Regions from separate parts of the Homo sapiens genome. Here region 2 is linked to region 1. The links are chromatin loops, found by intact Hi-C in ENCODE. Cell type or tissue: MCF 10A. All regions are shown on one strand. Links, peaks and the distances in the headings refer to the core of each region. The heading gives the core; the rest is flanking DNA.

The links. Peaks named below come from ENCODE experiments on the same cell type or tissue, not always from the same donor. Only the 100,000 strongest peaks of a DNase experiment are listed, where the experiment ranks them.
Region 2: a loop joins it to region 1, with 2.5 times the contacts of the local background. A loop is called at or near these places in 3 of 110 quality-filtered maps.

What each region holds. Positions count from the first base shown.
Region 1 is chr14:60,177,071-60,193,208 of GRCh38, forward strand. It overlaps the pseudogene PSMA3P1. Among named protein-coding and RNA genes, the nearest start is that of DHRS7, 20 kb to the left of the region's middle. RefSeq lists an enhancer at 12,830-12,949. In MCF 10A, for the core only: CTCF peaks have their summits at 7,451 (motif pointing left) and 11,197 (motif pointing right); a DNase peak (open chromatin) is centred at 7,451.
Region 2 is chr14:60,342,506-60,358,643 of GRCh38, forward strand. No RefSeq gene overlaps it. Among named protein-coding and RNA genes, the nearest start is that of LINC02322, 27 kb to the left of the region's middle. In MCF 10A, for the core only: a CTCF peak has its summit at 7,577 (motif pointing right); a DNase peak (open chromatin) is centred at 7,596.

The DNA.
Region 1 (16,138 bases), core at 3,643-11,642:
CAGTAAAAAATTAGGCAGGTGTGATGACATGCAACTGTAGTCCCAGCTACTCAGAAGGCTGAGGTGGGAGGATCACTTGAGCCCAGGAGATCAAGGTTGCAGTGAGCCTTGATGGGGCCACTGCACTCCAGCCTGAGTGACAGAGCAACATCCTGTCCCCAACAAACAAATAAAACCCCTGAACTTTGCCAAAGGGAGCAGCCGTTGGTGTGTTGTATTTCTTTAGAGTATCAGTAACCTATTATATTAATCAGCAGTGATGAGTAATTAAAGAGAAATCTAATTCAAATAGGAAAAGAAAAATATTGTTGCCTTTTGTTGATTAGGTACAGAAAATTTGGTACCATATTGTAAAAGTACCAATTTCCTTATCTCACCCAAGTTGATACAAAACCATCATTACCACTGTCTGCCATCTCACAGAATCACACAAACTACTGGAGAATTTTCATCTTCCTTTTCACTCCCTACCAAAGCATTCATTTATTCATTTAAAAACAATTGCACTCACTATATAACAGCTTATGAGCTGTAAATACAACAATGGATAGAACAGACAAAAATTCCTTCCCTCATGGAACTTACATTCTGGTGAATGGGCCTTTTACTTTAATGATTAGATTAAAATAATGCTGTGAAGTATGCATGTGGGGGGGGGGGAGGTATCAAAATGCTATAACTCATTTATTCATTTAGTTATCCATTAGGCATTAAATTAGGAAGTGCATGTTACATTCTGAAACTTACCTTTTCAGAAGTCAGTTGCCAGTATAATGAAACACTTGCTTTGAAATGATGAAAATTAGATTTCAAATAAAAAACTTTTTCATTTTTATAAATTAACATTAATAGATTTTTTTAAAATTAAAAATAGCAAAAGTTTATTGCAATCCATGTAAATAAATGATGCAGGAAGGCATAAGGAAAAGTAGATGACCTTCCCTGTGTGAACTCTCACCTACCACAGTAGGCTAACCATAGCTCAGAGCCTGGGATGAGCCTTCCTACAACATTCCCTTTCTCATATAAACATTCCCAAATATTATAATTAATTTTATGTAATTTCCATTTTCATTTCATTTAAAAATGATCAAATATCAGCAATATCCCTATGGTTTTTTGCTTGAACTTATAAAAACAGTATTGTATTATACACTTCACACTGAGACTTGCTTTTCCAGTTTACCAATATCATGAACATCCCTCCAGATAGATTTAGTAGATTTGACACTTTCTTTTTAATCACTGTCTACTATTCCATTGAATAGATATACCACAATTATTCAATCATATCCATTACTGATGGGCATTAAAACTGTTTCCTTTTTGTATTAAATAACTACAACCAATGGTTTATATCCATGTGTATCTGTGTTCCTTATATACTGATGCTGTTATTTCTATGAGATGAATTCCTAAGAGTAAAATTGCCGAATTAAGAGTATATTTAGGTTTGTTTAGATATGCAAATACTTACCATTGTGTTTTAATTGCCTACAGTATTCAGTACAGTAACATGCTATACAGGTTTGTAGCCTAGGGTATAGTATCTATCCTAGGTGTGTAGTAAGCTATACCATCTAGGTTTGTTTAAGTACACTCTACGATGTTGATATAATGACAGAATCGCCTAACAACCCATTTCTCAGAAAGTATTCTCATCATTAAGCAACACATGGCTGTGTTTGTTCCTTTGTACTCCGTATTACTTCATGCTATTTCAAATTTTGTGTTCTTTTAAATTGTGTTTTCTAGTTACTTGCTGCTGGTATATGAATATGAAATTAACTATTATAAATTGCTTCGATAACAAGGCACTGTGCTAAATTATCCTATTTTTAAATTCTATATGTTTTCTATGTAATTAAACCTATTATTAATAATATAATGATAGTCTAATTTCTTTTTCCAATACTTATGTCTTGATTTCTTTTTTTTTTTTTTGCACTGTCAGGAATTTCTAATACAGTGTTGACTTGAAGTGATAAAATGGGTAACATTGCCTAGTCCCTAACTTTATTAGGAAAGCTTAAAATTTTTCTGATTTAGGATTATGTTTGCTGAAGTTTTTTATAGATAGATAGATAGGCAGAATCTTTAGGTGAAGAATATTCTGTTTCTTTTACCCTCCATTTTTTACTACAAAACTTTCCAAATATACAAAAGTTAAAAGAATAGTACATGATCATCCATATACCCACTAACTATTAGCAATTTGTCATATTTGTTTCATCTATAAGAAATATAAATGGGGCTATGAAGGCTGTGGGAAATCGTACAGTGATTGAAATCATATATAAACATAGCAATGTCTTTGGGGTCTAAAAAATTAGTGCTTTCTAAACTTTATGAAGGAGTTTCCAACAAACGACTTATTAATGTTGATCAGCACATTGGATCGGAATGTTGGAATGCTGGCAGCAGGTTTGTAGGCAGATGCTTGTTCTTTAGCAGACATAGCAAGAGAAGAAGTTTCCAACTTTAAATCTGACTTTGGTTATAACACTCCACTAAAACATCTTGCAAACAGAGTGGACATGTATGTACATGCATATACACTCTACAGTGCTGTTAGATCTTTTGCCTTCAGTTTCATGTTAGGGTCTTACAGTATGAATGACAGTGCACAATTTTCCATGATTGACTCATCAGGTGTTTTATATGGTTATTGGGCCTGTGCCACTGGCAAAGCCAGGCAAGCTGTAAAACAGAAATAGAAAAGCTTCAGATGAAAGAAATGACCTGCTATGATACTGTTACAGAAGTTGCTCAAGTAATTTACATAGTACATGATGACGCTAAGGATAAAGTTTACGAACTCAGCTGGGTTAGTGGTTTAACTAAAGGAAGACATGAAATTGTTTCAAAAGATATAAGGGAATAAGCAGATAAATATGCTAAAGAATCCTTGAGTGAAGAAGACAGGTCAGATGATGATAATATGTAAAATTTACTCCAGTATCTATTCTATGTTAAATTCCTATTACAATCCCGCGTAACTATATAGCCCTGTGGATTACACATACCCACTGACCAATTTTTTATTAAATTTTCATCTTGTAAAAGACAAAACAGAAACAACAACAAGATAATTTTAAAAATTAAAAATATTACCCCACTACTTTCTGGCCTCCATGATTTCTAATGAGGAACCCGCCATCAGTCTTATTAAAGATCACTTGTACATGATGAGTTGCTTCTCCATCTTTGTCTTTTGATAATTTGATTATGTGTCCTGGCATGATTCCTTTTGCATTTATCCTTCTTGGAGTTAATTGAGCTCCTTAAATGCTTAAATTCATGTTTTAATTTTTAAAAATCAAATTCAGGAAATTTTAAGCCATTATTTGTTCAAATATTTTTTTCTGACCACTTTGTCCTGTCCTCTCCTACTGGGATTCCCAATATGTGTATTTGGTTTGCTTAATGGCATCCCATAGGTCTCTCAGGCACTGTTTGTTTTTCTGCATTCCTTGACTGAATAATTTCAAAGGACCTATCTTTATGTTTGCTAATTCTTTCTATCATCCTGCTCAAATATGCTATTAAAATTCTCTAGAGAAATTTTTATTTCAGTTACTCTACTTTTCAGGTCGAGAATTTCTGTCTGGTTTCTTTTTATAATTTCTATTTTTTATTGATATTTTCTATTCATTTATCATTTCCCTGATTTTCTCTCACACTTTCTCCATGGTTTCCTTTAGCTCTTTGTGCATATTTAAGACAGTTTGACTAGGTAGTCCAATGTCTGTGCTTCCTCAGAGATAGTTTTTGTTCATTTCTTTTGTGAATGGGCCATACTTTCTTGTTTCTTTGCATGCTTTATAATTTTTTGTCAAAAATGGAAACTTAAAAGCAAGATAAAGAACAGTATTATAATATTTATTTAATAAACTCTTCTATAGCCAGGTATTTTTCTGCATGTTTTACAAATATGAAATCGTTTAGTCTTCTGAACAATCCTGTGAGATAGTGTTGTTATTATGTTCATTTTACAAGTGAGAAAACTGAGGGATAGAGAAGTTAATGTCATTGCAGCTAGTAAATGGCAGGGCTGGGATTTGTAGGAGGTGGAACTCTAGAATCTGTGCTTTTTCTCACTGTGCTGTATTTCATCTCTGTAGCTAGAGATTACTCTTTTTTTCCATTTATTCTTTATCATGGTAAAATATACATAACAAAATTTACCATTTTAACTATTTTTAAATATACAATTCAATGGCCTTAAGTATAATCAAATTGTTGTGCAAATGTGATCCAAATTTGCAAACATTTTTTCATTATCTCAAACTGAAACTCTGTACCCATTAAACAATAACTCCCTATCATCTTCCCCTGGCCCTGGTAACCACTATTCTACTTTCTTTCTCTATGAATGTGAGTATTCCAGGTACCTCACATATATGAAATCATATAATATTTGTCCTTTGATGTCTAGCTTATTTCATTTAGCATAATATCCTCGAGGTTCATTCATGTCGTAGCATGTTTTGGAATTTCATTGCTTTTTTAAGGCTGAATAATATTCCTATATATGTATATTCTACATTTTGTTTATCCATTCATCTGTCAATAGAAATTTCAGTTGTTTCCACCTTTTAATGAATAATACTATGAATATTGGTGAATATTTGTGTGACAGAAAGATAAATATTGTATACTCTTAGTCATATGTGGCAGCCAGAAAAGTAAGCTCATAAAAGTAGAGAGTAGAATTATGGTTCTTAGAGGCTGGGGAGAGTAGGGGCAAGAGAATGACAGAGAGAGGTTGGTTAACAGACACAAAATTACAGCTAGATAGGAGGAATAAATTATCGTGCTCTATAGTACTATAAGAACTATATTCTGAATATGGTTAATAATAATGTATTAATTATTCAAAAAACTAAAAGAGAGGATTTTGAATATTCCCCACACAAAAAATGATAAATGTTTGAGGTGATGGATATATTAATTACCCTGATTTGATCATTGCACATTGCATACATGTATTGAAATATTATTCTGTATCCCATAAATATGTACAATTACTACATGTCAGCTAAAAAGGAAAAATATTTGTGTAAGTTCCTGCTTTCAGTTCTTTTGGGTATAGATCCAGAAGTGTAATTACTGGATTATATTATAATTCTATGCTTAACTTTTTAAAGAACTGCTATGTTGTATTTCACAGTGGCTGTATCATTTTACAGCCCCATGAACAACACATAAGGGTTTCAATTTCTCTACATTACTAGCCACACTTGTTATTTTCTAGTTTTTGATAGTAACCATCCTAATGGATGTAAGATGGTATCTCATTATGGTTTTGATTTGCATTTTCCTAATAATTAGTGATGTTGAGCATCTTTTCATGTGTTTATTGCCCATTTCTACATCTGCTTTGAAGAAATGCTGTATCAAGCCCTTTGCCTATATTTGAGCTGTTTTATGTGTGTGCTGTTGTTGTTGTTGTTTTGCTATTGTGAAGTTATAAGAATTCTTTATATATTTTGAATATTAATCCATTATCAGATATATGATTTGCAAATATTTTCTTCCATTTGCTGGTTACATTTTTACTCTGTTTGATAGCTTACCACTTTAGTTCCCTTTTTCTTCATTCAGTATTCACTTTTGGAGATGTAAATTTTTTTGTCTGTTTTACAGAATTCTCACAAACTTGATTCTGAGAGTTTTTGCTTCAGTTTTTGATTTTTCTGTGGAGAGACATGCTCTGGGAGCTACCTACTCTACCATTTTTGCTGACATTACTCTAGCTGCCTTTTTCTGTAAATAAAGTTTTATAGGAACACATTTTTGCCCACTCATTGTTATACTGTCCATGGCTGCTGTGTTAGGTATCTCCTGACATGGATCCCTCTCCCTTAATATTCACGTCCTTATGCAATTCTCCTGTTTCAATGGGGGCTGGATCTAGTCACTTGCTTCTAACAAATACAATAGAGCAAAAGTGATGGGAAACTGGATATGGTTGCATGCATCTGTAGTCCCAGCTACTGAGGAGGCTGAGGTGGGAGGATTTCTTGAGTCAGGTAGTTCAAGGCTATAGTGCACTATGATAACACCACTGAATAGCCACTACACTTCAGCCTGGGAAACATAACAAGACCCCATCTCGGGGAAAAAAATGATGGGGTGTCATTTCTGTGGTTCAATTTGAAAAGACTGTGACCTCCTCTTGCTATTATTCTCTCACTCTCGCCTTCTCAGCTTGCAAGCATGGATGCAGCAAGCTGCCATGTGTGCAAGGCCCACAGGCAAGGAACTGAAAGTGGCCTCTACTAACAAGGAATCAAGGCTCTCACTCAAACACTCTATGAATCCAATCAACAACCACATAAGTGAGCTTCAAATCAGATCTTTTCCCAGTTGAGCCTTCTTAAGAGACCATACGGCTGGCCTACACCTTGATTATAGCCTTGTGAGAGACCATGAAGCAGAGAACCCTGCTAGTTTATGCCAGGATTTTGAACCACAGAAACTGAGATAATAAATGTGTGCTATTTTATGCCACCAAACTTTGGGTAAATTGTTACAAGGTATAGACAACTGATACAGCTGTTTTTGCATGACAACACTAGAGTTGATTATTGTTACAGGGACCATATGATTCATAAAGAATAATATATTTACTATCTGGCTTTTTACAGAAAAAGTTCTGTGTGAGAATGCAAGCAAGGAGGCTGGCAGGTATAGTCTTCCATGACTCAGAAAGGAGGGAAGAACCAGCTCCACGAGCACTAGTAACTAGATGAGCTACATGAGCACTAGACAATTACTGCCCTCTGATGTCCTGATGTACATCAAATGTCTATTTTGAACTCAAACTGCTTTCTTGGTATGACATCAGAACTTCTTCTTAAGTGTATAAAAGTTGAAGGCTCAGGAGAGCCAGTGATATATGTGTTCTCCCACACCACTCACAATCTGGTCCCCTTTATTTCCTGGAAAGTCCTGCAAAGGCTTTGGAATGAGACTACTTCAGTGATTCTGATGAGGAGTAAGACTTGGAAATTACCACTTTAAACTTCCCCAGAAAATCTCTTTTACAGAATTAATGTGCTTAACATACTGGTTCACAGAATAAGTGCTTCTTAAAGCAAAAGGGAATTTACCCTCTATCTGGGCCAAATGTGTCATTTTCTAGGTGAGAAAAATGAGGCTCGGAGAGCTTAAAAGGCTTTCTAAAGGCCACAGAGCCCCAGGTTTAAAGGAAAAGTGAAAGCAGATTCATTAATTCTCACCCCAGGGCATTTAAAAACTATTATTTAATTCAGTCTTTGAGCAAATTATCACAAGATCTGATTCAATTAAATGTGAATTTATATGATTTTACTGCATTAAGAATCATCTGATCTGCATGTTGGTTGAACAATTTACGTCAAGAAAAGTCTTTTATTACTTAATTTGCATTTTCTACCGAAGGCACCCATAAATAAGTCAGCATCGCCCTCTACTGGATGATTTGTATTTGTTACTCATTCGTTGCATCCAACATGATTTATGTAGAATTTTGGATATTTTTTCTTAATTTCAATGAAAGGTACATGAAAACCAGGACATTCCAGCTGTTTGGATATTCCCCTATGCCTATTAATCTGGTTGGATAACATTTTCCTCTTCCAAAAGAGGCCTTGATTTTCTAGTTTTGAGAATTATAAGTTTAAACAATGAATTCCAACATGTTAACAAAGAAGGAAAAGACAGAGTCAGAGAAACCAAGAGATGCAGATAGAGATGAGGAAAAGCTAGAGAGAGAGATATTAGAAGAGAGGGACAATTCTGGTCAGAGTGAAAGCAGACTGTTTTTCTACTTTGGCAGCTTCAAAAATAAACTCAAATAAATGCTTTCTTTGTGGCATCACTAGCTGCAGTTTTTATAATGCATATGCTAGTTCTAGCTCATGGAATAAACTTTTTATCTTCTTGAGACCACATTTAAGCTGTGAGCTGGGTTGACTACAATGATCGGTTCTTCTGCCTGTGAAAATGGTATGCTCCTATCAAAGCAGATTAAATTGTGGTTGGTTGGGAGTCAGCCAGCAAACTGTTAATAGCATTAAAACTGACTGAATTGCGGCTTAAATTTCGACATATAAGGTAAGAAAAAATAAACAGTAATAAAAAGATACCACTGCACACTTAGCTCTCACATTACAAAAAAAGAAGAATAACAAGTATAAATTAAATCATGTGATGTAAATTACTATAACAAGAACATCTAGTCGCAGTTGCAACAAGGCAAATGCAAATGCAAATGAGTGAGTCATCATTTCTGGGTTAAGCATCTGCAACCCAGACTCTTCAGCCCCGACCTCTATCATCTAGCCCAGAAACAGCTTCAGATCCTGGAAAGAATATGGGCTTTGGCATAGACACACCTGCATTCAAATTGCAGCTCTGCCACTGTGTGGCCTTGAGAAAAGCCTTGCTTTCCTTATCTGTAAGGTGGAGGTAATTGTATATAATTCATACAGTTTGGGAGAAATTAAATGAAATAAAGCATAGAAATCACTTAATACAGTATCTGCCATATATGGCTACTACACAACTCCAGGTGACACACACAGGCCATCATTTCCAAGCAACACATCCAAAACTCTCTCTCTCTCTACCTCTTCGTCCCTAATTACTACCCCCACTATTCACATGGTTGTCCAAGCCATAAGTTTGAGCACCACCCCAGATTCCATGTTCCTGCTCACCTCCATATATGCTTGCAAAACTTCTACTCTGTCTTCAAGACAGTTCAGGTGTCACCTCTCCTGGGAAGAATCTGGATTTCTTTGCCCCTCACAGACTAAGTTCTTGTTCTACTCCCATGTTCCCAAGCGCCCCATATATATGTCTATTAGACAGCTAGTTATACCATATTGTTGTGACTTGTTTCTCTTTCCCACTGGGCTGTAAGTACTTTTAGAACAGAGAATTATATATGATTCAAAGTTTTATCCCTAAGTTATATCAATGTACCTGCCACATGAAAATGCTGGAAAACATTTGTAGTATAAATGAATCAATGACCACATAAACGTGTTGGAGTTTCTTTTGTTTTATTTTAGCTATATGTATGTATTTGTTATTTATTTTTTAGAGACAGGGTCTTGCTGTGTCGCTGGGCTGGAGTGCAGTGGCCTCATCATAATTCACTGCAGCCTGGATCTCCTAGGCTCAAGCCATTCTCCCAGGTCAGCCTTCCCAGTAGCTGGGACTATAGGAGTATGTTACTACCCCCTGCTAATTATGTAAATTATATTTTTTGTAGCAACAGGATCTCATTACATTGCCCAGGCTGGTCTCAAACTCCTGGCCTCCAATCCTCCTACTTCGGCTTCTCAAAGCACTGGCATTACAGGCGTGTGTCATGGTGCCTGGCTTGGAGTTTCTTAAATGTTCATCTCATCCCTTTCCTCTATAGATTCTGAACCAATTGAACAACAGTCAGGAGTGATGTGAAGAATGCTACATGGGCTAGGTGAGATGGCTCACACCTGTAATCCCAGCACTTTGGGAGGTTGAGGTGGGAGGATCACTTGAGGTCAGGAGTTCGAGACCAGCCTGGCCAACATGGTGAAACCCCGCCTCTACTAAAAATACAAAAATTAGCTGGGCTTGGTGGCAGGCACCTGTAATCCCACCTACTCGGGAGGCTGAGGCACAAGAATCACTTGAACCTAGGAGGAGGCGGTTGCAGTCAGCTGGGAGCACACCACTGCACTCCAGCCTGGGTGATAGAGCAAGACTCCGTCTCAAAAAAAAAAAAAAAAAAAAAGAATGCTACATGGACCGGACCTTCAGGCAAGACCAGGCTTCCTATTCCTTCCCCCAGGTTTAGATTTCTTGACCCTGTAAATCAGCTAAGATTTGCTCAACAGCCGCATTCCCACTGGGGAAACAGCTACCTGCCCCATACCTACCAGCACGGAGTGAAAAACAAGCCTGCCTCTGGAAGCTTGTCATTGGACCTTGATCCAGCTGTGATTACCCCATAGAATCAGGAACAGAGGAAAAAAGATGCCCTTTGCAGGCAGGGCAGTTCTGAAAATGAGAATGCTTACATCAGTGCGGGTTGCTCCCTGCACAGGGTGCCAGCCAAGGAGCAGGTGGGGATTGAAATCCAGTCCACATTTCACTAGCCAAGCTATACTCACTGGTTTGAATCCATGTTACATAAAGATACCATCCGTCCATCAAGCCTTGTGGACAGAGGGCTGTGTCCACCCAGAGGGAGCACTTTTGTGTCATCTGTACAAAAGCTCCATGTGAACTCATGGGGTTCTTTTCCCCAAATCTCACCAATCAAATGAATCTTTTCTACTCCCTTGTAGAGGAACATCATAGATGGAAGTAAGGCCAGAACTTCCCTTCCGAATACTTGCAAAAGAACCTAAGTTTTATTTTTATGAGCTAGGAAAGGAAGGGAAGAGTTCTACCTAAGACAGATAAGCAGGGAGAAGAGAATTGGCGTTAATTGAACACATACTGTATGCCGGGCATTGGAGAGCATGTGATATGGATAAGCCATTTCATATTATTTGACCAAGTGTGTTAAGATTGATACTTCAGATGAGCGTCTTGAAGATTACATTAAAGAAGACCACACATCCAAAAGTGATGACACTTGAATCCAAAGTCCATCATCTACTACCACTCTGTGGTACTTTGTACTCTTTCAACAAAAAGTCCTACTGGCAGTGACTATTCTTTAAGATTTCCAGGAGCTGAGGAGCATGGCGCTGAACAATACAGACACAACTGTTATCCCATGATCTGCAATGAGAAACACAAGCCAGGCAGGATCAAGTTTTTAGACAGGTGTGTTCCAAAAGTTCACTTCAAGACTAATGCTTAGCAAATATTTTTTCTAAGTTATAAATAAAGATTACTTTCCTGAGTTAGCTCAAAAAATTGTTTTTAGTGTGGTTTGGACCCTTAACCCCTGAGATAGAGCTTCCCTGATTCTCTCTGATCATCGAGTCCCACTGGGTACCTTTGTGAGCCAGTAAACTCCCAGGTGGACTGGCTGTGTAAATGAGGGGGCTTGTAAAGCAAGCAACATAAAACGAAGGGTCTATGTAAAAAGTCCTACAAATAGGGCTTTGAAAATCTCTATTGCAGGGTTTCTCAAACTCAGCACTGTTAACATTTTGGGCCAGATAATTCTTGGTTGTGGGCGCTGTCTAGTACATTATAAGACATTTAGCAGCATCCTTGGACTTAACCCACTAGATGTCAGTAACAACCTCCCACCATCACAAGTTATGATAATCAAAAATGTCTCCAGACATTGCCAAATGTCCTGTGTGGGACCAAAATAGCTCTCCATTGAGACTTCGGAGTGCAATGGCTTCTGAACAATGGCCTATAACCATTTAGGTATTCCATAACTCTCAAAGGCCTAAAACCCAGGTTCTGTGAATAAATTCACTAATGTGTAAAAAAGCATAACATCTTAAAAAGTAAAACACAATTTTTGATGGTTGTGAAGGGCTATTTAAAAATTTTTAAAGATTTAATACCTCTAAATACCTAGATTTTTTAATACCTAGAAATATTTAATACTTTTTCTCATATAAAAGATGATTGAAGATTGTTTTTCAATCTCAAATAAAATATACTGTTCCCCAGACAGTGTAAGATATTTTAGAATAAGAATTAATTAAGAATTATGATACTCTTATTTTCAGGTGGTAATTTAGTATCAACAACAGGCCTTTTCTTTGGCTATAAACAGAAAAATGTGGGTGTGGACATAATGAAGCAATTGTACAGTTTGAAATAGTGAATAACTCACATCCCTCATAGAGAAAGGGTCATGCTACCTTCACAACGCAGGCCAAGAAAATTCCCATGATCTAAGCCACATAGAAGAGTTTCAGATTCCACAAAATACTTTGAGCCCCCTCCTTTATTCTCCCATCCCATTATTCTCTGTTTTTGAATGATCAAAAAGTGAAGTTTCCTTCACTTTTGGGCTAATGCCCAAATGCCCTTTGGGAAAGTTCAACTTCTCTTTTATTTGAAAATTAAAATTCTTATCTGATGAACTTCAAAATCTCCATCCAAAGATGAATACAGAGGTTATGAGTTGCTCTAGCTCTCTAAGTGCTACATAAAACAGACGAAGAATAGAATTCCAGGACTCGGCCTTCCCAGTCCGCTATAGACATTATTATAATTCTCCAACTGAAAGCCAAATTCTGGCTATAAATTCTGGCTATGTTACCATTAAGCTGACTTCTCATCCACATTTTCTAATACCAACACTTTCAAAAAGAATTGAAAACATATATGGTTAGTATATAAGCAGAGTATAGCGGCTGAGAGCTGGGATGCTGGCACCCAATGACTTCGATGCAGAATCTTGGCTCTGCCACTTACTAGCTTGTGACCTTGAGACCCTCCACCTCAACCTCTTTGTGCCTGTTTCCTCAACTACCCAGTGGAGATAATAAAAGTGTTCATACCTTAAGGTAGTTATAAGGAATTAATGAGTCAATATTTATAAAGCGCATAGATTGGTATCTAACACACAGTAAGTGCTAAAAAGGTATCTGTTAAACAAAATTATACAATAAATAGAGCAACACAAGGCCTTTGTCCCATTATTACAATCATGAAATGCTCTAGGGGAAAAATGAGAAAACAGGCTTTTTGTTTTTGCTACTGTCACTTCCTTCTTCCAGTCCCTTCTTCCTTTTTCTGTGTCTATTTCATGTCTTCTTTCCAGGTTCCTACCAGGGTGTTAGCAGAGAACAACTGGTGATGCTTAAGGTGCCAGTCTAAGCTTCCTTCGCAGAGGTGCCTTTGAATTTCCCCTGGAGACTCTGAAAAGCTAAAAAGCCCGCAGAACTTAAAGAAGTGAATCTCTAGCCCTGCAGCATAAGTGAGGAGTTGTATTTTCAGAGAGGGGGACCCTCCAGGCCTGGTCTGCACACTCCTCAGGCTGGCCCTGGGGAGAACAGTAATGCAAATTCATACCTTTGAGCTAAAAAATTAAATTTAAAAAATAAGCAGCCTCAAGTTTCTGCAGTCTAGCATATGGCAACTGTGGCACTGTCTTGAAATGAGTCATCTGAAGCCCAAGTTAGAAGCAGACATAATTTCCAGATGTCAAAAAAAATATTTTTCCCTAAACAGAAAAGCAAGCAAGATGGAGTGCAATTTTCAAAACTGCTTATTTTACTAGCTGTTAATGTTTACTCACTTCTGATTTTCCCAAGATTATCCCCTTGTAAGCTGCGGCCTAAATGCATTTAAATTGCCTTTGAATATACCAAGCAATGCTTACTACCATGGAAACAGAACCAAGGATATGCAAGATGACTCCTCTGGGGCATAATTTGGTGCTCTAGATACTTTTGATTGGTTGCTCCCTGCTCTGTCACCTCTTCTCTGAAATGTAATCATGTTGGTTGGATTTATTTTTATTATCCACAGGAGCACACAATTCACCAAGTAGTGGAAAATGCCATTCATTCATCAAAGTCCTTCCAGAGAGACATGGGCGGCATTAGCGAGCAAATCCTTATGTGTCAGAAAACACGGGCAGATTGCTCCAGAAGGATTTGGGCCTTTGCCCAACAGTCTAGGAGATAACCTGCACCTTTAAAAATGTTATTTGTGTAGGAGAAAGGACTACAGACTGGTGCCCCAAAGAATGCTGCCTAATGCCCTGGTTCTGGAGAATGTAAGTGGATAGTAGTTGTACACTTCTGTATAAATGGTATATGAAATAATAATAATAAGGGATGAAAACAGAAATATCCAATTCCTGGCTTTGTTGTTAAGGTATTTATAAGCTCAATAAAATTACTTAGCTCTGTTTTTTTAATGTAAAATGGCCATTTGTAGAGTGGAGTAGAGAATAGGACTTGGGTTCAGTTTGAGGTCAATGTTTGTAAACTAATGAATCCTTTGGATGAAGGATCTAGGCATAAAGAACAAATAGTATTTCCCTTGCCTGTCTCATCAATCCACAATGAAGATGAGAGAAAAATATCAAGGTCAAGTCTGTTGTTTTTGTTTAAAAAATACCATCTGAGCCGAGAGCATCTATCTTAGCCACTTGAAGGGATAATGTCCTTATGCTTCCTACAAAACTTGATTCATGTAATGTGTACAAACACAAAACAAACAAATACTGTGATTTTTGGATTCATATTTCCTTCTCTTTCTGGAGTGCCTTGAAATTCTCTGGGCATATGTCAATGCATGGGAACAGAGACCAGCTGCTTCTTGGAATAAACAATATCACAGCAATGAAAAGATGCAAAGGCCAGAGTTGGACAAGCTGAGGCTACCTGACCTTCACTCTGCACAGAAATGATTGTGGCATTTAGATGTTGATAGATGTTGAAATATTAAAACATTGACAACTAAGTTTAAGCTCTATAGTACAGAAAAGTTCCTGTATATCCCTAAGAAATATATTAATAAATATATTTACAGATATTTCTAACAGAAAAATTGGCAAGGAAGGTGGACTGATCATTTATGTAAATGAATATAAAATTAGTTCATAAAAACTTGAGGGGAATTTAATTAATAATCAGAAAAATTAAAAAACTATTTTATAACTGATTCGCAAAACAATTTAATCATTTAATGCTGGCAGAGTTATGGAAAGTGAGGCAGACATATGTCATGTTTGTGGCCAACGGCATCTTTTGAACAATGTTCTTATATTTGGAGAAGTTCTTATGAGTTCTGCCTTTTAAGGAAAAATAAATAACTTATTTTCCCAACCTCCTTTGCAACAGAGACGTAGACATGTAACCTAGGCTCCACCAATCAAATATAGCCAATTGAGATTTTGTTAGAGAAGAAGGAAAAGGGAGGATGCAGATGCTTCACAGAGTTTATTTTCTGATGGAAGTGACAGCAGAGTTCCTGGCACCAGCCAGTGCCCAGACTCAGCAAATGAGCTGTGGTGGTATTTCCTGATGGCAGCAGCACGCTTTTCTCCAAAGCAGTCCTGGAGGGTGATGTGAGCATCCTTCATGGCTGTGTAGTCTTCCAAGACTTACTCTCTGGACTTCCAGAGGACCAGTTAATTCCTAAGGACACTGGTTAAATACAGCATGTTCATTTGCATATCCTGGGTGCAAATATAAATAGGAATGCCACTTCAGTATTGTATCTCAAGTTCCAGAAAAAAATTACCTTGCATTTATTAAGCCTTCTTATAAAAATATGTGCCAAGGAAATAGCCCAAAAGAAGAAAAATGGCAATATGAGTGGGCAATTTAAAATTTCAAAGGATTGGAAACAACCTGCAGGCTCACCAACAGGGTAGGAGTTAAGTCAGTCGTGGCATACTCTTGGTAGTCAGTAGAATGCCAGCATTTCTACATGGTAGGGGCTTGGGATACACTCTTTTGTAAGAGGGAGGACCAGGGACTTAAATCTGCATTTAGATAGAGTATATGCTCTTTTTACTTAGATGGAATATTTATTTGGGGTTGCTTGTGGGTAATGAAGAACGGGACTGGAGGGCATTAAAACCTGCCACAACCATCTCTCTATTGGCAAACTATTACACAGTGAATAAAATAACTACCAGGAAGTATTTGGGTTTTTTTAAGTTTTTAATTTTGGGGGGTACATTGTAGGTTTATGTATTTATAGGTTACTTGAGATATTTTGATACAGGCATGCAATGCTTAATAATCTTATCAGGGTAAATGGGGTATCAATCACTTCAAGCATTTATCCTTTGTGTCACAGACAGTCCAATTATACGCTTTAGGTATTTTTAAGTTTATAATTAATTTTTATTGACTATAGTCACCCTGTTTTGATAGCAAATACTAGGTCTTATTCATTCATTCTATTTTTTGTACCCCTTAACCATTTCCACTTTCCCCTTCTGACCCCCCAGTACCCTTCCCAGCTTCTGGTAACCATCCTTTTACTGTCTATCTCCGTAAGTTCAATTGTTTTCATTTTTAGCTCCTGCAAATAAGTGAGAACATGTGAAGTTCGTCTTTCTGTGCCTGGCTCATTTCACTTAGCATAATGACCTCTAGTTTCATCCATGTTGTTGCAAATGACAGAATCTCATTCTTTTTTATGACTGAATAGTACTCCATTGTGTATATGTACCACATTTTCTTTATTCATTCAACTGTTG
Region 2 (16,138 bases), core at 3,899-11,898, 170 kb after region 1:
AGGTGCTGGAGAGGATGTGGAGATTTAGGAACACTTTTACACTGTTGGTGGGACTGTAAACTAGTTCAACCATTGTGGAAGTCAGTGTGGCGATTCCTCAGGGTTCTTGACTAGAAATGCCATTTGACCCAGCAATCCTATTACTGGGTATATACCCAAAGGATTATAAATCATGCTGCTATAAAGACACATGCACACGTATGTTTATTGCGGCACTATTCACAATAGCAAAGACTTGGAACCAAGCCAAATGTCCAACAATGATAGACTGGATTAAGAAAATGTGGCACACATACACCATGGAATACTATGCAGCCATAAAAAATGAGTTCATGTCCTTTGTAGGGACATGGATGAAGCTGGAAACCATCATTCTCAGCAAACTATCGTAAGGACAAAAAACCAAACACCGCATGTTCTCACTCATAGGTGGGAACTGAACAATGAGAACACATGGACACAGGAAGGGGAACATCACACACCGGGGCCTGTTGTGGGATGGGGGGAGCAGGGAGGGATAGCATTAGGAGATATACCTAATGTTAAATGACGAGTTGATGGGTGCAGCACACCAACATGGCACATGTATACATATGTAACAAACCTGCACATTATGCACATGTACCCTAAAACTTGAAGTATAATAAAAAAAAGTTTGTTGTTTTAGTTAAGTGAATATTTAAGCTACAGATTTCCAATAGGCCTGTGTCCATTTTTATTCTTTTTTATGCTTTCATAGAAGCAAAATGTAAACTTAATATTTTTACAAGTTTTGACCATTAATGGCATTATTATTTTTGTACCACAGCCCAAACCGTAAAATTTTACATGATTTCAATCAGTTTCCCCGGCTCTTCTCACTTCTCAGGGCCTTCTTAGGGGCAAGCATGGTTCTATTTGTCAACCTGCCCCATACACTTACCCACAGAATTAAGCATACACTTCTCAGACCCAGTCTCTTTCTGTGCGACATATCTTGAACCACCCCCCTTACCTGGACTCCTTTTGTCTCAGCTCTGTACCACAGCAAAGTGGACTGTGAACAGGAGGCAACTTCCCCTGCTACAAGCTCTGCCTCCTCTCTAAATCTTGAATACCTTGCCCCCATCTCCATCTGTGAAGATCCGAGCCACCTTCCTTGTTAAGAGCCACGATTTTTCTCTGCTTACTCTGTGTCAGGTGTTGTCCTTAGCACATCATAGTGCATCATCTTGTGTAATCCCCACCACAACCTAGGAAGTGGGAAATACCACGATGTATTTTACAGATGGGAATCTAAAGCAGAGAAAAGTAAATTTGCACCAGGTCACGCTGCTGGTGTGTGGGTTGGAGTCAGGACTGAAACCCAGATCTGTGGATTCCATGCCCAAACCACTGTGCTGCTTTAGACCTTTCTCAAGAGCTATCTTAGCCATACAGCTTTGCTTCATTCCCCAACCGGTTTTTACAGATCACACTTTAGAACCGGAGAGTGGAGACTATTTTCTGTTTAATTTCAATGCCCTCTTGCAGCACCTCACACTAGCCCTTTCACATAATGGGAGTTCAGTACATACTTGTTAAATTAAATTTACCTAGAAAACAATTAGTCACAAAACTTCATGGTCTTGACAGTAAACTCAGAAGTTCAGAGACCATGGGCAGTTACAGAAGGCTTATGTGGACGTGGAACTCGGTTAGGCTTTGATTACCTGGGTGGATTTGGTGAGTGAGAAGGAAAGGAGGGTCTACTCCACATGTGGAGATCACCTAAAGGAAGTCAAGGGAGGAGGAAAGATCATGGCATACCAGAGGAACCGTGAAAAAAGCAGTGCCTAGTAGACACAATGACTTAATGTGCTTTGGGGAAGGATATGAGATTGGGCAGATTAAATAGGCTTTATGGATTATGGAACGATTCGAGTGCCAGGCAAAGAACTGTGGGCCTAATGCTTGCTGATGATTTAGATATTCTTCTGTGACATTGTGTTCCTGACATTCATCTATGTGGTGTGTAATTTTAGTTCATTCATTTTTAATACTATATAATATTCCATTGTGTGACTATATCGCAATTTATCTATACTAATATGGTTGAACATTTGGGCTTTTTTCCTAGTTTTTTTACTATTATGAATGTTGCTGCTGTGAATATTCTTTTATGTGTTTCCTAGTGCATATATACCATTTCCCCTTGTGTATATATATATATCTAATGGCTAGGTCGTGTGACATGCATGTCTTCAACTTTTTTGATAAGGGCAAATCATTTTCCCAAGTGGTTGTGACAATTTACACCCCACCAGCAGTGCATGAGTTTCTGTTTTTCCATATTCTTGCCAATGCTTGGTTTGGTCATACTTTAAAATTTTTGCCTACTTGGGGGATGTGAAATGTTATCTCACATTTTCATTTCTTTATGGTATTTTGAGATAAGAAGTTCTTTTTATTGTGGGTCTTTTCCCTCCATAGTTTATGCTTTTAGTCTCTTCTTTAAGAAACAGTTTCCCATCACCACGTTATGAAGATATTTATCTTCTTAAAGCTTTATAGTTTTGCCGTTCACATTTAAGTCTCTAATCCACCTGAAATTTCATTTAGATGTAGGTATGAGAGTATTTTCTTTTTTTTCTACACTCCTTTCATGTTTGGTAAACTGTTAAAAGTGAGGAAGTCTGGTGTTTAATCTCTGTGGAATTTTTAAACTACTAATTCAATTTCCTTAATGGGTATAGAACCATTCATGTTTTTATTTTTTCTTAAGTCAGTTTTATGGCTTATATTTTTCCTTAGAACCGATCCATTTCTCCTAAGTTTTCCAATGTATTTGCAAACAGTTGTTCATAATGTCCTCATATTTTTTTAAAAATCTCTGCAGCATCTGCAGCTATGTTTCCTTCTTATTCCTGATATTGCTTACATGTGTTCTCCATTTTTTCACTTTATCAATCTTTGTGGAAGTTTGCAACTTACCAGTATTTTCAAATAGTCAGTTTCAGCTTCGTTGATTCTCTATATTTTTCCATCTGTTTTTGATTGCACTAATTTATGCTCTTTAATATTTTTCCCTACTTTCTCAATTTATTCTGTTGCTTTTTCTGACTTCTAATGTTCAGTCTTTCTTCTTTTCTGAATAAGTGTTAGAAACTATAAATTTTCCCATAATTATCAATTTAGCTTTATATCACAAGTTTTGAAATGTAGTATTTTGTTGTCATTCCATTTTCAATATTTTCTCATTTTAATTATAATTTCTTACTTGGCCTATAAGTTATTTAAGTGTGTTTCTTTCTTTGTTTTATTCTTCAATGTTCAGTTAACTCATATTTAAAAGATCAAATTCCCCTAAATTTTTATACCATTTGCATACTCACAGTCCCTTAGACCTTTCAAACCACAACTGTAAGTTGAGTATATCTAATTATCTCAAATACTTCAAACACCCAAAATACAGATTTATACATCAAAATCAACAAAAGCTTCCTAAGTATGTAAATCTAGTAAGTTAGACATCAATTCTGCAGTTCAAATTCTCTTAACTATTTTATCTGAAAACCACAGGTCAAGCATAACAAAGAGCACACAATGATAGTAGAACTCATTAGTATATAAAAGTGTAATTATAATTTTTAAAAATACCTTTCTTAAGACTGTAAATTTATTCATACAAAAAAATAGGACAGAATTGCCTTCCTAAACCCACTGAGGTTACTCTATCACCTTGCTACTCAAAGTATGGTCTACAGACCAGCAGCACCAAAATCAGCTAAGAATTTGTTAGAAATGCAGATTCTCAGGCCCACCCGAAACCTCCTAAGTCAGAATCCTTATTTTAATAAGATCTCCAGGTGGCTTGCAGGCACATCTAACATTTGAGGAACACTGATTTCCAATACTCAGTACGGTAATACAAGTGTGGGAAAAGGCAATTAGGTGACAACTCTGTACTGTAACAGGTCAAAGAAATTAAAACTCCTGGGTGGACCTCCCAAGACTAAACTAGGTGCTCTTAGAGTGAGTTCTTTCCATTCTCAAATTTTGTCTGGCACACCAGACATCTGGCTTTCAGATGAGATACAACCAATCACGTAAGTTTTCTTTCTTTGCAACATAGGGCTTTCTCTGAAATTTCCCGTTTAATCTGTATTATAACCTCCTACATTAAGACCTGGTGTGTCTCAGTGGAAGTCTGGACACACGATTCATGCTGCAAGTGTGCACCTCTTCCCTTTCATAATCTAATATGTGTCATTGATATTCATTCTCATGTGACAGTGTGGTTCTAAAGGAGTCTGGGAACAGGCTGCAAGAAGGGAAATGGTTGTTGAGCCAGGCCTAATAGAAGGCCGTGTCTGGCAGCTGTCAGGAAGCAGAGGGAAGTTCCAGGCATTCCCAGTGGGCAACCCCATTTCCCTCTTTCCACACCTCCAGGCCCTGAAAATGCATAGGTGAAAATGGATAGGCAGAAAGGAAAACGGAAGCAAGAACTAAAGCTCCCTTGTCTGAGGCTAGAATATTTACTTGACAGAGTCAGCCAGTGTTGATCTTGATTTCCTGTGCCAAGTGAGCATGTGTTAGCTGCTGCCCAATGAGAAACATTAATGTCAGCAAGAGATTATATTTCCATTTCAGTTGCCCTTTTCACCAATATACAAGAAGTAAGTCATATGGCAAGGTCAATTAATTGTTGGTCTAACTCATTGTTATAATTATCCTCCCCTAAGGAAGAAAAATTGGTCACTGGGAATAAAAAGTCAGTGTCCTTGAAGCACTGTTTCTGGGTTATAATACTGCACCTGACTCTGACCCTATTGTGAAAGCTTGACCAAATCTCCATTAATTTCTCTGAACCACAGATTATTTATTCATTGAGCAGGAGGACTAGTTACAGAATAATCAGTTTTTCTAGTAAGAACTGCAATCAAGATTTCCTGACCTGACACCCATGCTTCTAGAATCTTCCCACACCATTTATTAAATAACACAGTGTGTGACCCAGGGCTATTTTCACAACTCTGGGCTTGACAACGGATCTCTTAGAGATTTTTGCTCAGTACCGAAGTTCTAATCACTCTCTTATCTCAGCCACCCTCAGGAATCAAGAAGCAAACCTCCTAGAGAATAGTTCAGTATTGGGAGACTTATGAGCTACTGACTTCTGTTGACTGAATGACAAACAGAGGTCATAGACTCTGCTGCCTGAGTCTGAATCCTGACTCAACCACTTACTGTCTGCCTTGAATAAGTTAATTAACCTCTTTTTGCCTCAGCTCCCACACCTGTAAAATGAGGCTAATAATGAGAATTATCCCACAGTGTTACTGTGAGGATTAAATGAGACAGTACATATAAAAAAGTGTCTGGCATGTGGTAAGCACTCAATTATTATAAGCTATGTTTATGAAAACATTTAAATATAAAATACCACATTAAATACCCATTTTGGTACACAAATTATCTCAACATTTCTTAAAAGCAGATTTTTCCATGCATTCTACTAAAAAAACAGTTTTTGGTACTTAATTGTGGTAGACATCTCCCATAGTATGAGGAATTCCAGAATCATTGATCTGGGTGTTCTTACCTGAACTCACCGGCACAAGAAGAAAACATCTAGAATATGGCTGACTCCTGACTCAGCCTTTTTCTTTTAACAACAGTAGGACTTTTAATCATTGCATTCAGAGTAATACCTGTCAATCACCTTTTTTTCTCTAATTAAATTTACCTGGAGTTCATTTTAAAGACAATAATTTGTTCAGCCAAAAGTGGTTGCATATTTATGCCACAATTAGTTAAGGACTCCACAAATGAACCCCTCTCTCTGAGCCTCTGTGAAGAAAGGAGAACGCAGTTGAGAGCCCAGAAGATTTCAGAGCAATTAAGCCTAGAAATGCAGGTGTTTGAAACACCTGTTTCCCCTCCCTCCCACGCCTGCTGCCCTGGCCACCCTTGTCAGTAGGTTAAAATAATTAACTGACGCTATCGGAAGAAAAGCCCAAGCACTGCTAAGGGCAACAAGTCTCCTTTTCTCCCCTTTCTCAGATTAAATGAGAAAAATAAAAAGGTTCATGGGTGGTCTAAAAACAGGAGAGGGGAAAAAACCTTTCCTCTTCTTTAAAAAAAAAAAGACAAAACCAAGTGACAAGGAAGACATTGTTTCCCTCAAGCAAACTCAGTGGCTTGCTTAAGTTCAGAATTCTATGTTTGTTTTGTGAAAGTGATTGCAGCGCTGTTCATGAGCATGAAAAAAGCTATTTAAGGGATATTTATGTGAGGAAATAAAGCAACTGGGGAGACTGTAATTTTGCCTGACCTGCCTTTTGTGAATACCTGCAAATTTATACTAAATCTCAACAACAGAGTCCCTCCCAAGGGTAAATTGTGGAAATTTTATTGGGACTTTTAAAAATGAAATAGGCCATAGCTAGGAAATCAAGAAATTGTTTTTAAAAATAAAGGAAGTTCAATGTGGCAATTTGATTCAATTTTGGCCATGATGTTTTGTGTATCTCAGTTTTGTTTTCCTGAGTTTCATTAAAGCAACTGTTGAATACTATTTGGCATAACTCGGAAAGATCGTGAAGATAGTTTTGTTTTTATGATTACTGGCACTTTCCCTCTCTATTCAAACGCTTTTATTTTTTTGAGACAGGGTCTCACTCTGTCACCCAGGTTGGAGTACAGTGGCTCAATCTCGGCTCACTGCGACCTCCGCCTCCTGGGCTCAAACGATCCTCCCACCTCAGCCCCCCAAGTAGCTGGGATTACGGACACGCGCCACCACATCCGGCTTTTTTTTTTTTATTTTATTTGTAGAGACGGGGTTTCATCATGTTGCCCAGGCTGCTCTCGGACTCCTGAGGTCAAGCCATTCACCTGCCATGGCTTCCCAAAGTGCTGGGATTACAGGCGTGAGCCACTGTGCCTGGCCTCAAACACAAATTTAAGAAGCTTTATGCATTTTAATTGGAACATGTGATTTTGGAAGACAAGGATGATACAGGCCAGAGGACCTGCCAGAGTTAGGAAACTAGTTCAGTATTTAAGTAAATATGCATGCACCTACACTTTTCCATTTTTTCAAAGATAATCTAAGGTGACTGGTCCAGCTAGACTCTGGATTTGAGTAAAAGCTTTGTGACAATGCCCACATGAAATATACATTGCAGGAAGAGAATGGATTACCACATACTGTTAATTTCGTCCATAATTCTGACCAATGTATATTTTTTATAATGCCTGATGGTTTTATAAGTATTTTCTCATTTGAGGTAAGGCAGGTCTCATAACACCTGTCCTGGAAACGAGGTGGCTAAGGTGTTGGATCGAGGCAGTCACGGAGAGGGAAGGAGAGCATCTCCGGTTATGGAGGGAACCTTTGAGGACTTAAGCAACTGGCCGCCTATACAGGAAGTGGTAAAACTGGGCTCCTGCAAGACCACCTCCATCCCTCGCCCCAGGTTTCTTGACATCAGATCCAGTGCTATTGACACCACCACCCAGGCCAGGTGAATTCTTCTCCAGTATAGCACTGCCTTTTCACAAACCAGTGTTGAGGCTCACTGTTCAAAGTGGCCAGCTCCTGAGAGCAGCATTAATTTTAAATGGCCAGCAGGTGGCAGAGTAAATCCTAGTCCCAAATCTATTTCAGTAGTTTTAAATCATTTGAAACTAACAGCTGAAAACTTCATTATCAGTTCAAATAAGCTTAGCATTTAAGGTTTCATTAAAATATCGGCAATTATAATATGTAATATAGAGACCTAAGACCACTGTCAAACTAAAAGCTGATTCTAACACATGGCTTGCTTTTTTTCCCCCCTGAGCAATCTAACACAGTTGTAAAGTAGTTTTTTGTTTTTAGTTCTGTTTTCCTCTTACTGTGCTACTTAGTGAGAGAGAAATGCTGGCTTGCTACTCATTTTAGTTCCTTTTCTCATTAAGGAAATATTTTTAATAGCTGCATGTGGCATGAATCCACGAACAGTACAGCTCTGTCTAGGTCCAGGAATGTCTTTATTAAGGGTTCGTTACTAAGCACCAGTTTTCCAACTCCTCCTAGCCTGGTGCTCTGGGGAGATAACCCAGAGGAACTGCTCAAATTACATTGCACTCCTTGGCTGTATCCTGGGCGGCTCTAAAGGGAGGCGAATTAGAGAAGACTCTCTTCATCAAAACCTTCCTCTCCTTCATAGCATCTTACTTCATGGTGTCGTAATTTAAAGGATCTGTAAACCTTGAGGCTCCCAAATGCTTTGTTTAATGCCTTCTTCAGCTGCTTTCATGCATTCTTAGCAAGGACCAATAATGATTAAAAGGGGTTTCCATCCAAACATTTGCAGAGATTTTTACTTAAAATACAATCTTCATATAGTGTATCCATACGTATACATTCATTTCCATACATACATGCATTTGCCTTTACATGTATATATATTTACATACATTTGTACAAGGATCAAATCTCATTACAATGAATTTCATTGGATTATCTAATTTCCCATATTATCGTGGAATTTTGCTGCTTCAAATATGTTTTAAGTAAATTAAAGGAATTAGGTTCTAAGTTGTAGAAACTATACCACCTACTATCACATAACTTAAGAACTTGAAAATGTTTAATCTGAATTTAATTTTTTGATATGAGATTTGCCATATGTTCATAGGCATCCATAAATCAATTGATCTTAAAAAAGCACATTGAGATTATACATATAAATATCTAATTATATATGCTTTGTCTTTTTTTCAGAAAAAAAGGTTTCAAAAGGACTTAGAGAATTACAGGTTACAAATATTTTTACACAATTAGCTGCTAAGATTTAATTAAAAATGTATTAACTGATGCTTCTAGAATGACATAATATCTTTTCAAGCTGATATATATTTCAACTGACCAAATAAAGGTAAATGTTAATAGTGCAAGTTAGCTGTCTACTTGCTCTCTAATTCACTGCAGTCAGCAGTTGAAGAATGGAGCTTATTTAGAATATCTCAAATCATGTAATAACACTATTCCTTTTTAAATGAATTCAAAGGAACTAAACGGTATAAGAATCCACCAGTAATAGAACAAGTGTGTTGACGGTAATTGTAGAAGTCATTTTGCCTTTCCTTGAAATTGCAAATTCCATTTCATAACCAGGTTAAACTCCCTTCTGTGCCAATTTCCCCATCAACAAGTACACACACATATTTTTCATAGACCCTGAACCATCCCCTCCAGGATTATTTATTTCCTTATTTTTTTAAGAACAATGTCATACCCACATAAAATTTGCTTTAAAAATGTGCACTTTTGTTTGCTTTTTCCAACATTACATGTTTATTTTACAGATTGGGTTGAGAGCTGGAAGACTTTTTTTTCCTGTTTCATCCTAAAAGCGTAAGGATCAATGCCAATTGTATACTTAGATATCAAGGCAACTTTTCCAGCTGTGCCCTAACTGTTCTCTATTGTGCTCCTTACCATGTCCTTGGTGTCATTTTTCTGATTTGAGTGAAACCTATGCAAGACATTAATTGTGTCTTATTACCGGTTCTTGCTCTTCTTTTCAATCCTGATAGGTATGAATGCCCCAAGAGAAACACAACCAATAAAACAAAACAGCAGTATATTCCTCTATACATTGTTTGTGAAGCAATGAATATGTGAAAAATTCATATTTGCCAGTGTACTTCAGGGCATTTTGGGAGGCCCTTTAAAAAAATCCATTGGTCTGTTTCTACCACAGTACCACTTCAAATCTGACTATTGGGCTGATTTAGCCAGAAGGGCAATAATTATGAATCATTTCCTTTAAATATTATAGCATTTTGTGCATCAGTGCTCAATACTAACAAAATTAAAAGTGCTGGTATAGCAAAACTAGGGAAAATTTAAAATGGAAAAGTATATATGTTACTATAGTTTCAGAATAATTATTAATAAAGCAACATTTTGGCTTGTGTTATCTACAGCCTGGATTAAAAGCAGTGAAGAAATGAGTGAGCTAGTGGAACCTACATCCAAGTTGCATTTAAAGTATTTTCTAAATATGTGGCATAGGCCTGATGTGGTGGTGGCTCATGCCTGCAATCCCAGCACTTTGGGAGGATGAAGCAGGAGAATCTCTTGAGGCCAGGAGTTGAGACTAGCTTGGGCAACATATTGAGGCCCCACCCCCCAGAAAAGAATATGACTATATGGTATACAAAATACTAATTTTGATTTTAAATTTGATAAGTTCTGCTTTAATATAGAAGTCATAAGAGTGAAATTACAAAATGGTGTAAAAATCACTTATTCAGATAATCCTTATAATCTCCAGAGGCAAAGCATGACTACGAGGACCAAACTCTTCAACCATACAGCATTACCTTAAAAATTACTTACTCTTTTGTTCAGCCAGAAGTACTAGAGATTATAAGAAATGTGAAGTCCATCAGCTATTAACTTCAGGCCTGACTAAATAACAGCTAATATAATTGGAACACTTTTATCAGAGAGCAATTTCTGGAATAAAATATACATCATATAGTAGGAACACAGTTTTAAGAATTACAGAGAACACTAACTTAAAGTGATAAAATTTTTTCATTTCAACATAGTCTTTTAAAATTTACATATTTTTATTTATGTCCGCTTGATTAATAACCCCATTCTTGGGGATGCAGTGGGAAAGAACAATACTTGTCATTTTTGTGCACCAACATTAATTTATTATAACACTAAAATTTTTGTAGGTTTAAGTGTGTTCCCTGCAGTTTTATTAACTGTGAAGATACAGAGAATATATTTTGAGTGGAAATAAAAATATATCCTTAACAATAACATTATCAAGGGTAAACATCTTTTGACAATTACAAGTTGATTTTGGTAACACATTTCATTGTATAAGAAAAGGTGGATATTTTTTAGGACCAATGGCCTGAAATTCTACTTTCTTGTATTGAAAAAGGTTAATTAGGAATTGAGCTCAAAGTTAATTTTTTGAAGGTCAGCTGCTATGCTATTGGGTCCTGTGACCCTGTCTCAAGTAATCACAGCATTAACATACAAGTTATAGCTTTCCTTTCACTTGATGACATAATCTCTTTAATTGGTGTCGGGAAGCCTGCATGTGAAAGAACCGTGGAAAACACCTAGAGACTATAATTTTACTCTCTCCATTCACAGGGCAAAAGAAACAAGCCTTAAGAATGTAGTAGAAACTCATTACAACCCATAGGCTGTCAACACAAAGCCCTCACATTTCAACCAAGGGTTTTAGGAATGATCAAGTCCGTTTAGTTCTAAGTTCGGCTGGTGAACTATTAACCTTTTCAGAAAAACTGGTGAATGCTACATGTCACATAATCTTCTTTGAGAAAGCTAAGAGGGTGGATAATGTTGTTTAACTGATTAGACATAAATGTGAGAAGATAATATTTGCAAAATTATTAAGTGTGCTCTCTGAAAGAAACTACTGGAGTGAGACTCCCTACCTCTTACGTTTCCACAGCCCTTTACATAATTCTCTTTCATAAATTCCACGTGGCTCATCATGCACACTTGAAATGGCCCATTTTTATTTGGAAGTTTAAACTTACCTTTTCCAGGGAGCTGATCTTCCCCTAGGTCAGCATGGTTGTGACCCTGTTTTCCCAGTGGATTCTGCCTAATAAAGAAGAAAGCTACTGTGGAGTAGCCCGTGAAATACCCACTATGACACTTTTGCAAAGATATGCTTTGGGAAAAGGGAGCAAGGGGAATGCTGAAGTTTGTTGAGCCCATCAGCATCAGTTTAGCAACCACTTACTATAGCAAAGGATAAAAATGGACCCTCTTCCTGTTCAAGAAACTAGTTCTGATTTTAATAAGTAAGTAAATATTCAAAACCACTTAATTCTACTAAAACAACAAAATCATGTACCACTGGGCCCTAGAAGGGAACAGGAGCAAAACCTAAAACATGAATTCTATTTTGATAAAAAAATTTTTTGATCCCAGGGGTGTCTCTGCTGAAATATAATGGTGGAAGGTCCTACTGAAAAATTCTAGGCCAATTATACCACAGAATATATTTTCAAACGTTCCTCAGGCAAAGGAAACAGGGTGAGCTCCTTTGCTTATGGAAGGGCTCTTAGTAGGCTATTAAAGCAGCTCCTGTCCTTATAGCACACAATATTTCAATTTTGTTACCTTTCCACGATCTTTTTACCTCTTGAGTTCTGACATGCCTTTTAAAACATTAGACCATCCAAGCAAGAGGTCCTGTGCCTGGAATGCCTTGTGCTGAGCCTTATATTGGGTGCCATCAGCAATGTGGCAAATATAGGGATATGTCATCTAGCAGAGATATAAAATCATCACTTAGAACTGGCTTATCTTTGGTTCTGATATACCAGGCTCTCCCTCTTGTGCCTTGTCTAGACAAAACTGCCCAGCAGGTGTGGGAAGAGATGGAGGTAAAAAGGGCAGGTAGGTGCTTATGATTGCAAACAGTACATATGCCTGCCTTCCTATGACACCTACTAGATAATTGCTATATTAGGTATTGACATGTCTTTAATCATGTCTCTGTGTAAGTAATAAATGAGTCTTTTGGGATCTGTTTTGTGTCCCATACACTCTTACATTTTTCCAGATGCACAATGCATATAACCAATCAAATAACAGTGTTGGTTGTTTTAATCACAGGGGCGTAGCAACTTTCATTTTTAAGACTTTTCAAGCCAGAAATTAACTCATTTTGCCCTGTTATTCAGATTTAGTCACTGGCACAATTTCATTAATAAGCATAATAATAATGGACAAATGCCTTAACTGCTTTTCTGCTTTGTTTCATCCTCTGTGCCAATCTGGTAAAACCTCAGTGATATCAAGGATTGACTCTACCCTGGAAATTGAAGTATTTTTCTCCTCCAACTCCTCAGTAAAACCAACAATGCCGTTTTCCCATCAGGTTTGTTAGCAAAATCTGAACTCTACATCTAACTAAAATTGTAATTGACAGTAGGGGATTTGTATTCCTTCATTACCTGGGAGCTTTCCCCAGCAAGAGGAAATAAAAATCACAAACACCTGTTAATGCCACTGCAATTCTAATCATCCCTGAGTAGTATCTATCATATCTTCCCCATGCTCTTCAAGGAAAGTCCTTATCCTAGCACGTGAGGCTATGTACAGTCTGGTGCTCAAATACCTCTCCGACCTCCAACCCCCCACCATATTGCCCTACTCTCAGTCACTAAAGTACCATGATCTTTCTCTTTTTAGAATCTTGTATGATGTTCTCTCTGCCAAGAATTTCCCTTTCATCTAGGCAGTTATTAACTACACATCCTTTAGGGATTAGCTTTGGTGTCATCTCCTCCAGAAAGTTTTACCTGCAAGCTTAATAACCCTTCCCCTACATTCTGGGCCATATATCATGCTAAGTGTTCCCTTAGGACCCTGTGCCAAACTCTATCCCAGTACCCTTTATATGTGCTACAACTGTATGATAATCCTCTGTTCTCTTGAAGGCCAGGGCTGTATATTTTTTTTATCTCTGGATCTCCAACTTCTAGAACAGTGTCTGGCACATATGGGTGTCCTGTGAATATTTGTTGAATGCATGTTTCAGTGAGAGTATGTTGTTAATATGTGGGAAACCATTTATTTTTTGTGAAAATCATTTTGTATTATAAAATCCTTGAAGTGTAGAAACTCACACATATAGTAATGCTTACTAATCTATTTAAAAATATTTTAAGTATTATTTAAAAATTAATAAATCCAATGATCTGGTTTTAAAACAAGTGTGACCATGTTGGATGCTTCTTAACAAAGACGCCAGCATAATCTTTTTATAGGGAATCAACTTAAGCCCCATGCAGGTCACTTTAATTGTGTCCTCTAGATTAAGAAGATGAGCTATTCTGCCCTCTCTTGTCGTTACCCCTTCCTCTCTGCCAGGTTAAAATTTTAATGGGTATTTAAATGCATATCTTTGAAATGGTGACTGAATTTTGACCAGCAATTTATGGCCTCGTCACAGAGGGCATAATCAAGAAATCAAAATCCTGTCTGTCATTTTTGTCCAGCTGTTGTGCAAATCAATGAGCATGCATCGCCTGTGTGCCTTCAGCAAAGCAGGCATTTGTGACTGCAACTCTGAATAGAAGTTTTCCTGTTTACCTTTTTATCACTTATTTAAGTTCTAGGGAGACAGACCTGGCCATTTTGTTACAGAATGGGTGTTTTCAATGCAAAGGAAAAAAAAATCACAGTTTTGAGTTTTTACAATGTTTGCCCCTTTTCCCAGCAGGGATGTGTTTTGAGTGCCAGGAGACAAAAAGTGTGGCCTCAACAAGCAGAATTTTAAAAAGAACATCATTTTCATTATGTAGTCAATCTCAATTACAAGCAAATGTTTTCTCTGTGGAGACTCTTCTCCTTTCAGGGCATTATGTGAGCCTCTTTTGTGGATTGAGAGAAAGGATCAGTGGTCAATAGGGAGCAGAGTGCTGTGTACAGTGGATTTTTGTATCCCTCGGTCTCCTACATAATGCGTTTTGTCAGGAGAACAGCCCGCCATCCTGAGCAGATTTGCTGAATTAAAGAGCACAGCAGGGATAGGAAACTTGTTGCTAGGTGACTGACCGCCGCTGCTTGGCGGGTCTGGGCCGAAGGTGACTCTCTGCTTTTCTTCCACTACTTAATCTTGCCTTTTAATCTGCATCTATAATTAACTCTGCTAATGCCACACATCCATTTGTTTCTTCTTTACTGCACTTCAGGCAGCCAATTTATCATTATTTAGTCTTTTCACTCAAACAACAAACTATTTTTTCTCCATTAGCGTCATATGAGGCGAAACGTTCTGCAGTGCAAAGAAAGATGTAGACACAGTAGATATTGCCTCACTTCCTGTGAGAATTTTCAAGGTACTTTTTGCTGATCTGAATGGAAAATACATCCTTGAGGAAACACTTCTGTTGGCCATTATCTCTACAGCTTGACTGGGCCTAATTAATTGAAATGTTCTTGGTGACTTTAAATTCCTCTCAGTGGTGACACATTATAAAAATTAAAAATTACTTTATTTTTTGGAGGTTATATAATTGTTCAGCACATGGTGTTGCCTCCAATATCTTTGCAGGATGTATTCTCTGTGGTTATTATCAGCCATGGGGCCTGGACATGGAGGCAAAACCTAGGGATGCAAAAAAAAAAAAAAAAAAAGGAGGGACTTTGCAGAATTCATTCTAGCAGCAGCATCCGGAATTCAGCTTGGCTGATGTCAGCGGTTCAAATGTGGTGCTGGACCCAGAGGGAGAACTAAGGTGGCTTTAAAGGACCAGGTCTGTGGCATGATTTTCAACACTGCTCCTGCCTAGATGGCTCCACTGCTGGCTCGCTGACCTTCCTAGACATTCTATGTGCTCAGACATAATCTAAGAACTAAGAAATGTAGGTCAATAGGCCTTGGCCTCCATTTCTGTATTCATACAGGCAGTCTGGTGTAAAGATGTGACCTGGAGACAGGCTGACTGCCTGAGTTCAAATCCCAGGTGTACTACTTACATGTTGTTTGACCTGAGGTAACTTATTAAACCTCTCTATGCCTCAGTTACCTTGACTCTAAAATAGTACTAATAATAGTGGCTGTCTCATTAGGGTTTTATGTCTCATAGGATTAAATGAGTTAACATATGCAAAGCAATTAGTGCTTATCAGCTATTATTATTATATTGACAATATAATGGAACAGTCATCTGATTCATTTTTTTCCATGTCTTAAGACAAAACTGCATGTTCACGGTGAATAAAAATAATACCTTTCACTAAGGGTTTTTACAGCAGTTTAATCACATGATCTCATTAATCCTCCAACTCCTCTAGTTTTGCAAATTCTTAATCTATGTACAGAGACTGGTTACCATACCAAAGACAGCTTAAATGCACATTTTTCTTAAGAATGTATATTTTATGTGTACTGTAATTGTAAACTACAGTTTGGATTTTTAAAAATGTTCAATCTGACCCACTTAAATTAAGGAAAGGCAGGTTATGCAGGCTTTTATCCCAGACATATTTGGAGAGCATTAGGCTGTAATTAGACTAACTGGGGCTAGTTGGAGGTTGTGATGGCTCTACTTCAGTGGTGCATAAAAGCATCTTGTGCACAGAGAATTAGGAAGCCAGAAT